2 separate regions of the Homo sapiens genome follow, and region 1 is linked to region 2. Evidence: read pairs that join two places in POLR2A ChIA-PET (ENCODE). Cell type or tissue: CD4-positive, alpha-beta T cell. All regions are shown on one strand. Each heading gives the region's core, and the rest is flanking DNA. Links, peaks and the distances in the headings are about the cores only.

Region 1 (7,284 bases), core at 1,550-6,549, 120 kb after region 2:
ATCTGCCTGCCTTGGCCTCCCAAAAGTTCTGGGATTACAGACGTGAGCCACCGCGCCTGGCCCCAGAAATACAACTGATTTTTGTATGTTGATGTTACATCTGCAACTTTGCTGAACCTGCTTATAGTTCTAAGAGTTTTGTATGAATTCCCTAGGACTTTGCATGCAAGATCATGGCATCCACAAACATCTACAGTTTTACTTCTTCCACTTTTTTTTTTTTTTTTTTTTTGAGGCACTGTGTTGCCCAGGCTGGAGTATGGCGGTGTGATCTTGGCTCACTGCAATCTCCTCTGCCTCCTGAGCTCAAGTGATCCTCCCACCTCAGCCTTTTGAGTAGCTGGGACCAATAGGTTCATGCCACCATGTCCAGCTAATTTTTTTTTTTTGAGATGGAGTCTCACTCTGTTGCCCAGGCTGGAGTGCAATGGCACGATCTCAGCTCACTGCAACCTCCGCCTTCTAGGTTCAAGTGATTCTCCTGCCTCAGCCTCCAGAGTAGCTGGGATTACAGGCATGCACCACTACGCTTGGCTACTAATTTTTTAAAATATTTTTTGTAGAGAAGGGGTTTCGCCATGTTGGCCAGGCTGGTCTGGAACTCCTGGGCTTAAGCCATCCACCCTCCTTGGACTCCCAAAGTGCTGGCATCACAGGGATGAGCCACTGCACCCAGCTACTTTTTCCTTTCTAATCTGATGCTTTTCATTTAATTGTTTTACCTAAATTGGCTAATACCTGCAGTACAATGTTGAAGAGGCAAGAGACACTTCTTGTTTCTGATTTTAGGTGGAAAACATCTAGTCTTTCACCATTATCATGTTAACTCTAGATTTTTCTTAGATGCTCTTTATCTGGTTGAGTTTGTGTAGTGTTTTTATCATGAAATGGTGTTGAATTTTGTCAAATGCTTTTTCTGCATTTATTGAGATAATCATGTGGTTTTGTATTTTAATCTTTTGATATGGCTTATTACATTAATTGATTTAAAGATGTTAAACCAACCATGCATTCCTAGGATAAATCCCACTTGGTCATGGTATATAATTCTTTGTTGCTGGATTCAGTGTCCTAGTATTTAGTTGAGAATTTTTGCAACCATATCCAGAGATACTTTGTAGCTTCCTCTTCTTGTGATATCTTTGTCTGGATTTTGTTATTAGGGTAATACTGATCTCACAGAATGACTTGGGAAGTGATCCCTCCTCTTCTGTTTTTTGGAAGTTTGTGAAGAATTGGTAAAATTCAGTAATGAAGCCATCTGGACTCCAGGGTTTTCTTGTGTGTGGGGATAGTCTTTTGGATTACTAATTCAATCTTTTCACTTGTTATAGATCTCTTCAAATAGTGTTTCTTCTTGAGTTTCAGAAGTTTGTCTCTAAGAATGTGTCCATTTCATCTGAGTTATCTAATTACTGGCATACAATTATTCATACTACCAACCTTCAAGGTTGGTAGTAATGTCCCAACCAAGTGTCTTTTATTTCTGACGTTAATAATCTGAGTCCTTTTTTTTCTTGGTCAAGCTACTGCTTCTGTGAACAAGCAGGAGTGTGTTTTTTCCCTCCACTCCAAATGAAATCTATCCTGCTTAGTAGAACTACCCAGCTGGTTGAGCTGAGGGATTGGGAGTGGGGAAGTAAGGCGGCTTCGGGGGATGGGAGTAGCCCCAGGCCAAAATTCTAGATAGACTCCCACTGTTCTTACCCAAGATTATTATTTTTTGAGACAGGGTCTCACTCTGTCACCCAAGTGGGAGTGCAGTGGCATGATTACAGCTTGTTGCAGCTTTGACTCCCTGGGCTGAGGTCATCCTCCTACTTCAACCTCCGGAGTATCTGGAACTACAGGGATGTGCCACCATGCCCAGCTAATGTTTGCATTTTTTGTAGAGGTGGGGTTTCACCATGTTGGCCAGGCTGGTCTCGAACTCCTGAGCTCAAGTGAGCTGCCTGCCTTGGCCTCCCCAAGTGCTGGGATTACAGGTGTGAGCCACTGCACCTGGCCCACCAAGATTGTTTTCTTAATTTGTTATATGTCTTTGGTTGATTTCTACAGTCCTGAAATGGTTGGTTTTGGCAATTTTGCTGTTTTGTTTTTTGAGACAGGGTCTCTGTCACCCAGGCTGGAGTGCCGTGGTGAGATCATGGCTGTCTGCAGCCTTAAACTCCCCCGCTCAAGTGATCCTCCCACCTCAGCCTCCAGAGTAGCTGGGACTACAGGCACACCATCATGCCTGGCTAATTTTTGTATTTTTTGTAGACAGGGTTTTGCCATGTTGCCCAGGCTGGTCTCAAACTCCTGGGCTCAAGCAATTCTCTTGCCTTGGCCTCCCAAAGTGTTGGGATTACAGGTGTGAGCCACTGTGCCCGGGCAATTTTGCTGTTTTAACGTTGCTGTTTGGGGAGAGATTTGCCAAGTTCCTCACTCAGCCATTTATGGATGTATAATCTTAATCAATATATTAATTCCCACTGCATAGACTATGAATGACTCCTAAAAGTAGATAATTTACAGACTTGTTTGGACTATATTAATATATATTAAATAGCTACTACTTATTGAGTACCTACCATTGGGATAGCTGTTTTATATACACATATATTCCACAGCCCTCATGTTGTTTTGTGGATATTATTCCTATCACAAATGAGAAAACCAAGGCTAAAGGAGCTTGCCTAAGATCTTATTAGCAGAGTAAGAATTTAAACCCAGGCCTTTCTATGCTCTTGCTATTCCATTTTGTCCACTTTTCACTGCTGCCTTACCAGGAAAAGCGTTCTTAGAATCAATTTATCAATCAACATACAAGCATGGAACACATATTGTGGGATTTCCTGAGTGCTGATTTAGCCTCTTTTATTTTGCACCCCAACCCCTATCCCATTCCAGTCTTCCAAAGTAGGCCCTTGAAGGGCTTGAATTGGGGGTTTTGGGTGAAAGGTTTTCACTAATTCTTCATTCTCTACCTTTGTTGAAAGCCACCCTAAACATTCCAAAGGCCAAATATTTCTGGGCTCTTAGTTTTGGAGAGATTTTTACCTCTCACAGTATAAGCCAATCAGAATTATCTTGGAGGTTGGTTAATAAAGTATTATTATTTCCTCACCTTCCTTTAGAGCAGTGATCCCCAACCTTTTTGGCACCAGGGACTGGTTTCATAGAAGACAATTTTTTCACAGACCAGGGTGGGTGGGGGGATGGTTTTGGGATGATTCAAGTGCACTTACATTTATTGTGCACTTTATTTCTACTATTGCATTGTAATATATGAGATAATTATACAGCTCACCATAATGTAGAATGAGTGGGAGCCCCAAGCTTATTTTCCTGCAACCAGACCATCCCATCTGGGGGTGATGGGAGACAGTGACAGATGCCTTGCATGTGCAGTTCACAATAGGGTTTGCGGTCCTGTAAGAATCTAATGCCACTGCTGATCTGACAGGTGGAGCTCAGGTGGTAATGCAAGCAATAGGGAGTGGCTGTAAATATACAGCTTTGCTCGTTTGCCTGCTGCTCACATCTTGCGGTGTGGCCCAGTTCCTAACCATGGACTGCTGCTGGCCTGTGGCCCGGGTATTGAGGAACCAACCAGCTCATACTAGGTCTGGTGATGAAAGTCCTACTTAGGGGTAAAGACCTATGACCAAAATGAACGCTGAGCTGAGGAGTTAGAGGTGCTGGGGCAGAGATGAATAAACCAGGAAAGCTTAAAGAAGCAGGACTGTAGGAATTGTTGATGCAACAAATGTTATGCCAAGGGGGTATTTTGGGCTTTTAGAATTACCCTAAGGTCTCTTTCTAGCTGCAGTTCATTAACAAAAGAAAAAAGAATTACCCTAAGGCTCATGGGTACAAAGGATAGGAAATTTTGTGGTCAAGAATAAGTCAAACTCTTGACTGTTTTAAGAGCATCAGCTGCTTTCCTAGTCTGTACTCTGTGTGCACATTATTCAGTCTTTCCTTCATTTACTCAGATTACCCAAAATCTGCCTGTGGGTTCAGTATCATGCTATATGCTAGGGATACAAAGTTGAAAAGGATATAGCCCCTTCCTTCAAGAAATGAGTGGGGGTATCAGGGGATCACTTTTGAATGTTGAAAGAATTTAAGTTCATCAGCAGTCAAGGCAGAGAAAAGAGCAGTCAAGAAAAGGGGCACAGTGCAGGTAAGGGCAGATCCTTTAGAGCACAGCATGATTGTGTCAAGGACCTAACAAGAAATGTGGTCTGGTCAGAGCTTGGGAAGTTGAGTGCACAAAGGTGGAAACCTAATGAATCCCAGCATTGAAGGGGTAGAGAATGGAGACGTCAAATTTGAGACTGGCCTGGGCAACATAGTGAGATCCCATCTCTTAAAACAAACAAAACCCATGGTGGCACGCACCTGTAGTCCCAGCTACTAGAGTCCTGGCTATTAGAGAGGCTGAGGCAGGAGGATTGCTTGAGGCCAGTTCAAGGCTGTAATGAGTGATGATTGTGCCACTGCACTCCAGCCTTGGCAACAGAGCGAGACCCTGTCTCTTATCACCACCACTCTGGGCAACACAGTGAAAACCAGTCTTTACAAAAAAATACAAAAATCAGCCAGGCGTGGTGTCACATAACTAGTTCCAGCTACTCGGGAGGCTGAGACAAGAGGATTGCTTGAACCCAGGAGGTCAAGGCTGCAGTGAGCTGTGCTCGCCCCACTGCACTCCAGCCTGGGCAACAGAGGCCCCATCTCCAAAAAAAAAAAAAAAAAAAAAAAAAAAAAAAAAAAAAGTTAAAACACATGTGTAGAAACCAAGACAAAGATATCAAAAAAAACAGTGGTTGGTAGCTAATGCTGCCTCAGCGTCAAATAATAGAGAACGAAAAAGGATCCAATAAACCTGCAGGTAGGATGTTACTTATACCAGAGCACTTTCTTTGAAATGGTAGGAGGCAGAGGAAATAAACAAAAGCCCATCTGGCCTCATGTTGAAGTAACCACTATTTCCTCTGAGTACATGGAAGAAGAACCTTTTATCCAGGAGACTGAAAAGGGTCAAGGAACGTTGTGTCTCCAACAAGAACTATTTGAAGAAATGAGACATTTGACTCCAGCGTTAACATACTCAGCTGAAAACAGGATCTCTACAGTTTTCTTTCAGATTCATCGTTCTACAAAGCCAAAATAAGATATTAAGGCTGAAGAAATAAAAACTGAAATTAGCATTGGGAATCACAATATACTGATGACTCTCATTTCCTCATATGCTCTCAAAGCCCCAGTGTAATGGTAAATAGTCCATACATAAAAATGTCTATAATCTTTCTTGAAATAACATTGTCAGAAAAAGTTAATATAATCTGAATAAAAGAATTTTGAGGGCCTAATTTTTCCTCCAAAAAGAACTCTGACAATGCTGTTTTAGCAGTTATTTATGGTTAAATACCAGAAATCTGACAACCTGAAAAAATTTCCACTTAAAATCTTCCAGTTTAAACTTGTTGCCATTCTAATCTTGCAGCCTTTACAATGACCAATTGTTAATTAAGAACAAATAGTAGGGAATGTTTTCCCCTGCTCCATGCCTCCCCTGCATTTCCAAATTCAAAAAGATTGACTTGCAAATTGGAGTTCTGGGAAAAATTAGATGCAAGATCTGAGTATAATTGGGCAGAAAAAAAAGACACATCATTCTATTAAAAAGATGTCAAGGTGTTTCCTGCAATAATTATAAATCTTTTTCAGAAACTGTTGAGTTCACTCTGGGAGGTGAAAATGTTTTCATTTTAAACACTGCAAAATGACCGAAAGAACCAATTGGTATCGTTAAGGTGGGAAATAATTTTTAACTACATTCGTGTCAGTTACCAAGATAGTATCTTTGATTAAGGGTTTGGACTTTTGGTCAGGCATGATGGCTCACACCTGTAATCACAGCACTTTGGGAGGCCAAGGCAGGAGGACCACTTGAGACCAGGACAACATAGGGAGATCCCGTCTCTACAAAAAATAACCAATTAGCTAGGCATGGTGGTGTCCCTTTGGTCCCAGCTACTTGAGAGGCTGAGGGAGGAGGATCAGTTGAGTCTGGGAGGTCAAGACTGCAGTGAGCCATGGTCATACCACTGCACTCCAGACTGGGTGACAGAGTGAAACAAAGTATGGACTTTTGAGTCAATGGAACTGTGTGTAGTGTTGTATTTCTAGCAATTTCTAACAGTATTCCTTCATAAGATGACAAGCTGTTTCTAACCTCATTTCTCCTGTTTTAGGAACACTTGTGTCAGGTTTCTATTTCAGTAACCATAATCACTAATAACTAAGGGAACACAAAAGTCCATCAATGAGAAGTCATCTCTTAACTGTGGAAGGCCAGCAGTTAATATACTGGACCACAAAATGAAATCAAGTGATGCAAGTTCTTCCCTCAATCTAAGAACCTGCAGAATACCAAGACAAGTGTTTCAAGAATCATCCAGAAAGGTCAGTTTTAAACTATATGTTTAAAGCAGAAACATTACTTGGCATGGGGCTTTCTAGGTAAAAAAGGAAGACATAATATAATTGGCTTAGATCCTAAGAGTTTTTCTTCTCTTTATTTGCAAGATAAGTTGATTAACTTCAATTATTAATAGCCAAAACTTGTGCCTCCTAATTAGATCTATACTCTAGTGAGATATAATCTCATAATTAAGCACCCAAAGTTTTTGTTGTTAAAAAAAATTATCAGCCAATAATAAAACTTTTAATGACTGTAGCAAGTTGACACTTTCTGGTTTTCTATCCAACTATGCAGTATAGTCTTGTTTTTGGTACCACCATTGTAATTTACTGAGGAATAAACAAGACAAGACAGAGAAGCACACAGCGCTTGCTAGATACTCTTAAAGTATATGATACTTAAAATAGCATCCTTTCCTGGATATGAAGTTTTATTCACATTTGAAAATATATTCTTAAGTTCTAAACTCTTCACTTTAAAAAGTGAGGGTAAGTAGAATTATTTTCATTTTCCTTGAAATAATTTGATCACATCTAAGACAACAAAAAGAACCTATTTAAAAATACTGTTTTAATAAGGTGACAGGTGATGGTCCTCTGGCCAGGTATTTATTTAGAAACCACCACTTACAAGTCAAACTGGTATTCCAAAGGGAGTAGTTAAAAACAAAAACAAGAAACATACAACTAATACAATTTCTCTTACTCTTCACTTTTCTTTTTATTATTCAAAAGTCAAATGTTTTTAAATCATCCATCCTCAATTTTGATTTAATGTACCGTCATTTCCCCAAGAAAAGAAATTTC
Region 2 (7,137 bases), core at 2,138-7,137:
GCTATAAGAAAAAAAAATCCATGAATCAAGATAGGCTGGGAATAGTGCCAAGGCTTTGACATGCCTAATCTCATCTGGACGGACAAGGGGACCCTGAGCCCATTTCCTTAACAAGGAAGGAGTGGGGTTGAGAGTCAATCCTGGGTTCCAGGTCTGAGTCTAGTAGACCTCTTAATTCAACATTCATTCTACAGATGTGGGGCCTGGAAAACAGCAGCTATTCAGATAAACTTTCATTCAATACACTGCTCCTATCTGAGTATCTTACAAACACTCTTAGATAACAAAAGTTCTTGGCAGTTTCCTGGAAATGGGGGTCTTTAAGACAGTTAAGTTTCAGCACAGCAAACCACACAAATGTGAGCTCCACAAATGTATACAGCTGAGGGGTGCGCTGGATCTATTTTTGACACAGGCAGTGATGTGCACAAGGGAAGAAGTCAGTCCAGGGCGCACATCTCCACTGTTCCTTTGCTACGGGCTTTCTTGGCTTCTCTTCTCCTGGGCCCTTCCAAGCACCGCTCGGTATCTGGCGGGGAACTGAGCTTCCCCCAAATGCCTTCGCAGGTTACAAACAGCACACGCCAGGAACGTGTACGCTTCTTTCGGTGGGCAGAGCTGTCTGAGGTTTGTCCCACTCACGAATCACACTGGGAACCAGGCTGGGAGTTTCTACTTATCCACCATGTGCTCATCTTCCTATGTGGGCCAGAATCCAAGACTCCTGGTGGAGGGGAAGCCACACACTTTCCGGCCAGCGGACACAGCTTTGATCAAAGCCTGGCAGGCGGTGAGGGGCTTGGCCATTAAGTCTCTGGATTCACCTGCGTGCCCTCCTCTCGCTGCCTGTGCCCAGCAGAGACCACATCTACTATGTGGCTGGCCCTGCCCCAGGCAATCCATGTCCTGCCTTACAGTGGCCCTCAGAGGGAGGCAGGGACAGTCCCTTCCTGCAGATGAAAGACCAATTCAGAAAAAATAAGAAATGAGCTCAAAGCCACGAACCTAGTGAGGTACAAAGCTGGGGCCTGACAGGCCGCAGACCCGGTGCTCTCCTCACTGCCCTCGGCTCCCTGAAGCCCACCCTCGAGGGGCTTGTGTGGGTGAGAGGCCCCTGTTGTACTAATAACACAAGCCAGAGCACAATGACGGGCTTCAAAGCAGAAAGAAGGCCCAGCCTTTTCTCTCTGGCTACTGCCCCCACTCTTTTGACCAGCGTTCCAGCAGGGTCCACCGCCAGCACTCCCCAGCATCACTACCCTCAGGCCCTGAGCAACCACCGCACAGGCTGCCTGCTGCTTCACCCTCACAAGCAACTCCTATTCAGCCTTCAAGACCCAGCTGGAGTTGTCCCCTAGGAGAAGTGCTTGAGAATTCACTGTGTCCCACCCAAGTCAGGCTTCTGGGCTCCTAGTGTTCTGGGTCTGCTCTGAGGCCACAGCAGGCCGGCCTGTTCCTCCCCCAGACCAGGAACCTCAGGCAGGACTGTTGTGCTTTTGCTCTTGTGAGCCTCGCGTAAGTGTTCAATAACACTACTTGGCCAAATCATGCCACAAGGAGGGAGGAATCAAAGGCGGCATGTGAGGTGGACCTTAAAGAACTCAGAGACTTCCCGGAATGAATGGAGATGGCCAGGAGTGGGAGATGGCATGGAACAGAAGATTTCTAACTGCTACTCAAACATGCTGTGGTTTTCTGGCCATTTCAACCTCCACTATACATAAGGTAACAGAAACATCTCGAGTGCCCTGCACACTGCACCACCACCTCTGAAATGAGAAGCCAGATCCAGAAGCTGTGTCCAAGCTCCCGAAGCAAGCCCAGGGCTCCCCCGGGCACCTGGCGAGGAGGAGTGGGAAGCCGGATTCCACACCTCTGGGTAGCTGTCCAAGGCCAGAACGCCCCACCGTGGCCCTGACCACAAGTGACCTAGGAGGCTATTTAAAGGCCCGACCCAGCCCAGCAAACAGCTGAGGGGACCACACTCATGAAGTCACAGCCCAGGACTGAGGGCTAGTTCAGGAGGCTCAAGAGCTCACTTCTAATCTGCCACTGCGACTTGGGGCAGTGATTAGGCACGGGAGCTAACGGGCCCCGATTCCCAGGGCTGCTACATACACTCTCAACCCGGATTCCTCCTTTACACGATGGGCCTAAAGACAGGGTGACGCGGAGCTCGGATGATGCGTGTGAAATACTCCATGCGCAGCGCCTGAGACCTACAAACTCGCCAGCCGCCATCACCACCAACTCACACCGACAGAGCACCCCCAGCACTCCCCACGGAGCACCTATCATGTTAACAGAAAAAACTGGCTTCTAGGGTGCCTCCTGACCCCTGAGGAGCACACAGCACCAGAGGGGGTGCGGAATCAAACAAACAGGCAGTCTTCCGCCAGGGAGCTCTGTAGCAACCACGATGCCGTATGGTTCCCTAAGGGGGCCATAGCAGCAGGAGGCTGGCCCAGGGCATCCTCAGTGGGGAGGGTCTGGGTCAGCTGACTCAGGGCAGGCAGACATCCTACCCACCCAGGAAACATCACCCCCGCTCTGAACCCTACCTGCTCATCCAGCTTCATGGACATCCCTTGAACTTCACCGAAGACCTGCCTGTTTTTAAACTTCACCCACTTTGAGAAGCATGGGGGACTTAAACCTTAAACCAAACGGCAGGTCTGTCCTATTCAACGTCTTAGTGTGCTGAACCTCATCACAACTCCTCAGCAGTTATTAAGGAACAAGGGAGACACAAAGTTCCAGGTGGGAACAGAAGACTTCCCTGTGTTCAGGGTGTCCTTAGTAAGTGCCCTGAATCTTGACATTCCCTGATTAAGTATGATGTGACATGTCAGCCCTAACGTGAGCTGCTGGAGGCTGGGGCCCTTCCTCAGGCCTCCACGGCCTCTGAGACAGTGGCAGCCCCTCACCTCTCCTAGGAGTACCCCTCTTGCAGCACTTCCCACACCCCCTTTATTTCTTCCTTCCTGTGAAGGCTGAAGCTCACGTTCATTCACAGGCAAGCATCAAGTCATTCACAGGCAAGCATCAAGGTCTGGAGGCAGACAGTCATTCCCATCCCAGGTCCCCCTGCTTAGCAACTGCCATGCTGGGCAAGTTATTAATTAATCAATTGTCAGTTTCCTCATCTGAAAAGAGGGGAGGAACTGCCAGTGGCTGCTAAACCTGCAGGGCCACCATGAGGCTTCAGTGCATGGATGCAGTTAGGGCCTGACATCATTCCCAGCAGGTGGGGAAAGCTCCACAGATACACAAGGTCGTTACCACTCACTGAAAGACCCGACTGTGCACCTCATTTGGGCCAGACCCTGAGAATGTGAAGGCCCAGTCAGGCAATGTTTTCAGCTCTGCAGGTTTTAAGTCTCTGTCACAACTACTCAACTCCACAGAGGGAGCACAAAAAGAGACAACAAATGGGTGTTAGCTGTGTTCCAACACAACTGTGTTCATAAAAACTCACAGGGGCCGGGTTTGCCCAGGGACTGCCATGTGCTGACCCCTGAGCCACAAGGTGCATGGGGCACAGAGGACCAGGGGTCAGTAAGGCACAGACCCTGTGTTCAAAGAGCTCCCACTCTGGTTGGGAAACAGACAGGAAAGTGCCACGTGATGAGCACTGCCTGCAGTCAGGAGGGGTTTCAAGGAAGCCTGGAGCAGGAGGCTGGGAGACGCAGCCCGCACAGTTCAGCGCCCCACCCCTGACCTGGCCGCAGAGTCGGAAGAGAGAGTGGGGCTGGGCTGAGGAAGCACTTGTGCAAAAGCACCAGGAGTCCTGGGGGAGCTGAAGTGGGGAGTGGCAGACGAGGGTACGGTGTGGGTTTTACCCAGGAGCCATGGAGAGTGGCTGCAAAGGCCTCTGCAGCAGGACAGACAGAGGCAGACTGGCCAGTCCAGACCATTAGGGAGGCACTCCGCAGGCAGACTCTGGAGTAACATGAGCGAGGATGCCAGTGAGGCTGAGCCACACTCTTCAACACCCGCCTCCGGACAAGGACATGCTGGGAGGTGAGAAACAGGCTTACAAACAGGAGGGGCACCTGGACCTGGGACGAGGGGATGGGGAGGAAGACAAAGAACCAAGGTGGCCCTGTGCTCTGGCTTGAGCACCCGAGTGGATGTGACTCCAGACCAGAGACAGGACAGGCAGGTGTGGAGGGAAAGACAATGACTCTGAACACACTGGCCTTGAGATGTCTCTGGATAACCCGGGTACACTGAGGCCTGGAGCGCAAGACAGAGCCTCAGCCAAGGATTAAGATCTGGGACTCGAGGGTCTATGTGTGTGGGCTAAGGGAAGGCGGCAGGGCAGGTGAGCCATCCCTGGAGAAAGCCCAGAGGAGAAGCAGAGGGCAAGGGGTGAATGAGGGCCCTGATACTGAGGGGTGGGCCTGCGATGGGAGAGTGAGTCCAGGAGTGGGGAGAGTGGAAGCTCAGGGAGGAAGTGGTAGGAGGGGCTGGGGCTGAGGAGTGCTTGCCGGATATGTCCATGTCAGGAGCGCCCCTTTACTGGCAAGAGTGGCTTTGGTAAGTGGGGCGGGGGTGGGGGGAGCGGTGCAGGCACGGCAGGTGGCTCCAGACTGGGGGAAATGGGCCCACAGCTGACACTGCTTTCACACAGGTCTGCCTTTGAGCCCAGGGAGAGGCAGCTGGAGAGAATCGGAGGAAAGTGGAAAGGTCTGTTTTAAGTTAAAGATGGGAAAGCCTCAGGGGCCCTAAGACACTGGACTCAAATCAACAAACATGTCCCAAGCACCTTTTCCTCCTGAAGATGACTGAGACCTCTGAGAGCTGCAGGAGATGTTGCCTGGGGCCAGAGGAGGGTGGAGGAGGGCAGAGGAGCTGGGGCCCTGTCTCCAGGCCCCATGGGCAAGGCAGACCAGGCCACAGCAGAGCTCCTGCCCCACCCCGTTCCTGGTCACCATGGTGGGGTGGAGAGTGTGCATGTGCACACGTGTGTGTGCGCGTGCGAGAGAGAGGAGAGAGAAAGACAGACACACATTCTAAGAATGATCATTAGCCCAGTTCCTCACTGGCCGGTGCTGGCCAACAACCCTTTCTGTCCCTCTGGCTGACCCCTCACTGCAGAGATCTATTCCACGGTCCCCACCTCCTTGGGGCAGCTCCCTGTTGGGGAGGCTCCCCACGGACAGGTGCACCCCAGAATAAGCCCATTGCAAACATGCTCCTACATCACAGGATGCCAAGGTCTCAGACATGCCCGAGAGCACCCCCTGCTTTGACAGATGGGGACAAGACTTGCCCAACACCTGGCAAGCTGGGTATAGACTGTGCCCAGCTAGGTCTCTGCCCCTGGGTATACACTGTGCCCAGGTAGGTCTCTGCCTCTGGGTGTAGACTGTGCCCAGCTAGGTCTCTGCCCCTGGGTGTAGACTCTGCCCAGCTAGGTCTCTGCCCCTGGGTGCAGACTCTGCCCAGCTAGGTCTCTGCCCCTGAGTGCAGACTCTGCCCAGCTAGGTCTCTGCCCCTCGGGCTATTTGGGAGCCAGCGCTGCCTAGAGAGCCATAAATCACACAGGAGCAGAGAGAGGCCACATCCACTCCGCTCAGGATGCACACAGCATCTATGCATCTGCCCTTTGCCTGCAGTAGAAACTTTCAGCCAATTTTAAAATACGGGGAAAGAGAACCTTCCAGTTCTCTGCCTTTGTCCTCCTCCCACACAGCCCTGAGGGCAACCCCCATGCCCTGGACAGCACTGAGCAGAACTACTGTTTACAAAGGGAAGTCAGGGACACCCCACGCCCGCCCGCACGCTTCCTCCTGGACCGAGGGACACCTACTCTGCTACTCATTTTGTTTTTTCACCTCTTATGTAAGCTAGGCTAGGAGCAAAAATAGCTGCCAGACTTTTGAAAACAAACCATGTACATTTGTGTTCCATGTTTTTGTAACCAAAATTAATCTGCCCTTGCCCTGAAGCCCGGGTCCTTTATCTTGTCCTCCCACATGGCAGGATGCGCTCTCCCTTCGGTGATGCACACCAATGTGCTTTACGGGTTAGACGGGGCAGCCTGTCTGGGCGGACCTGGCCACCAGTGTCTCCCACTGTACCTGCAAGTGCTGCACCAATTCGAGCTGGCACGAATGCAATAACCTCTCTGCTCTCCTGCCCATCTCACCTAACAGCCCTGTCTCCAATCCCAAGGAGTCGAAAAACTCATGATTCCTCCCCTTCCCTCCTCCCGAGACTGCAAGCCTTGTAACTGCAGAGCAAAGAGTGGTGTGATTACCAAGTGCCTTGTGTGTGCCAGGCTCTGTGTACAAGCAGTCAAGTAAGACAGTCCCACCTGCTGGGGCTCAAGGTCCACACAGAAAGCCTCTGGCCACACTCCACCCACAGACCGGCCCTTGGCTCTGCAAACCCTGCCTTTCCGGAGGGAATCCACGAGTGAAGAGCCTCGGGCGGGGGTCGGGGGTGCGGAAAGAAGCACTCTCTTCATCTGCAACCATATTCCTCCAGCTTGGGAGGAATCCAAGAAGTATAAAGAGAGAGACACACGCAGATGTGTTCATATTTCCATTTGGATGACAGCCACTGACGTATGTGCATCTCTTTTGGCTGTACTATAGGAATACATTAAGTAATTCAATGGAACCTTCTTGCTAATATTTTAATGGTATAGATCTGCTAATGAATTCTCTTCGAAACATATACTTACTGTACCCTGTTGCTTTATGCCTTATTTTAAACCGAGCCTTAAGGGAATATAGTATTTTAACATTAACTCTGCCAACAACTTTATCTAGCAGCCTGTTACCATTTTCGTCGTCTGTGAAATTTATGTCCAAAGAAAGGCAGGATTACATTTTTTCCTAACAGATTGAGTTGGTGTAGTGTGTTCTTGGTTATCAAAATACTCATACAGCTTTGGGATTTCGAATTGGTAAATATTCATGATGTGTGAAAAAGCATGACATATACTGCATGCTCTCAACCATGTAAAACGATGCTGTGTGCACACACAGGACACGGAAGGACACGGCAAACTGTAAACTGCTTGCGATTCTGGAGGACTTTGTTCTTCGCTTGCCTTTTTCAGTTTCCTATAACGCACATATTAGTTTTTTAAAAGTAAAGGTTATTTTTTTAAGGGGGGCA

What was found. Peaks named below come from ENCODE experiments on the same cell type or tissue, not always from the same donor. Only the 100,000 strongest peaks of a DNase experiment are listed, where the experiment ranks them.
Region 1: POLR2A ChIA-PET joins it to region 2 with 5 read pairs; 5 of 35 experiments call an interaction of 5 or more read pairs at or near these places.

Annotation. Positions count from the first base shown.
Region 1 is chr14:91,450,438-91,457,721 of GRCh38, forward strand. It overlaps LOC124903361 (a long non-coding RNA gene), which reads left to right. Exons shown (of 2, transcript XR_007064305.1): 2 at 6,249-6,733. PPP4R3A (protein phosphatase 4 regulatory subunit 3A) reads right to left here. Exons shown (of 15, transcript NM_001366432.2): 15 at 7,071-7,284. Among named protein-coding and RNA genes, the nearest start is that of CCDC88C-DT, 36 kb to the left of the region's middle. In CD4-positive, alpha-beta T cell, for the core only: no CTCF peak of the experiment used is centred there; no DNase peak of the experiment used is centred there.
Region 2 is chr14:91,326,557-91,333,693 of GRCh38, forward strand. All of the region lies in intron 10 of CCDC88C (coiled-coil domain containing 88C), which reads right to left. Among named protein-coding and RNA genes, the nearest start is that of GPR68, 85 kb to the left of the region's middle. RefSeq lists an enhancer at 4,780-4,909. In CD4-positive, alpha-beta T cell, for the core only: no CTCF peak of the experiment used is centred there; a DNase peak (open chromatin) is centred at 4,535; H3K27ac peaks cover 4,128 bases.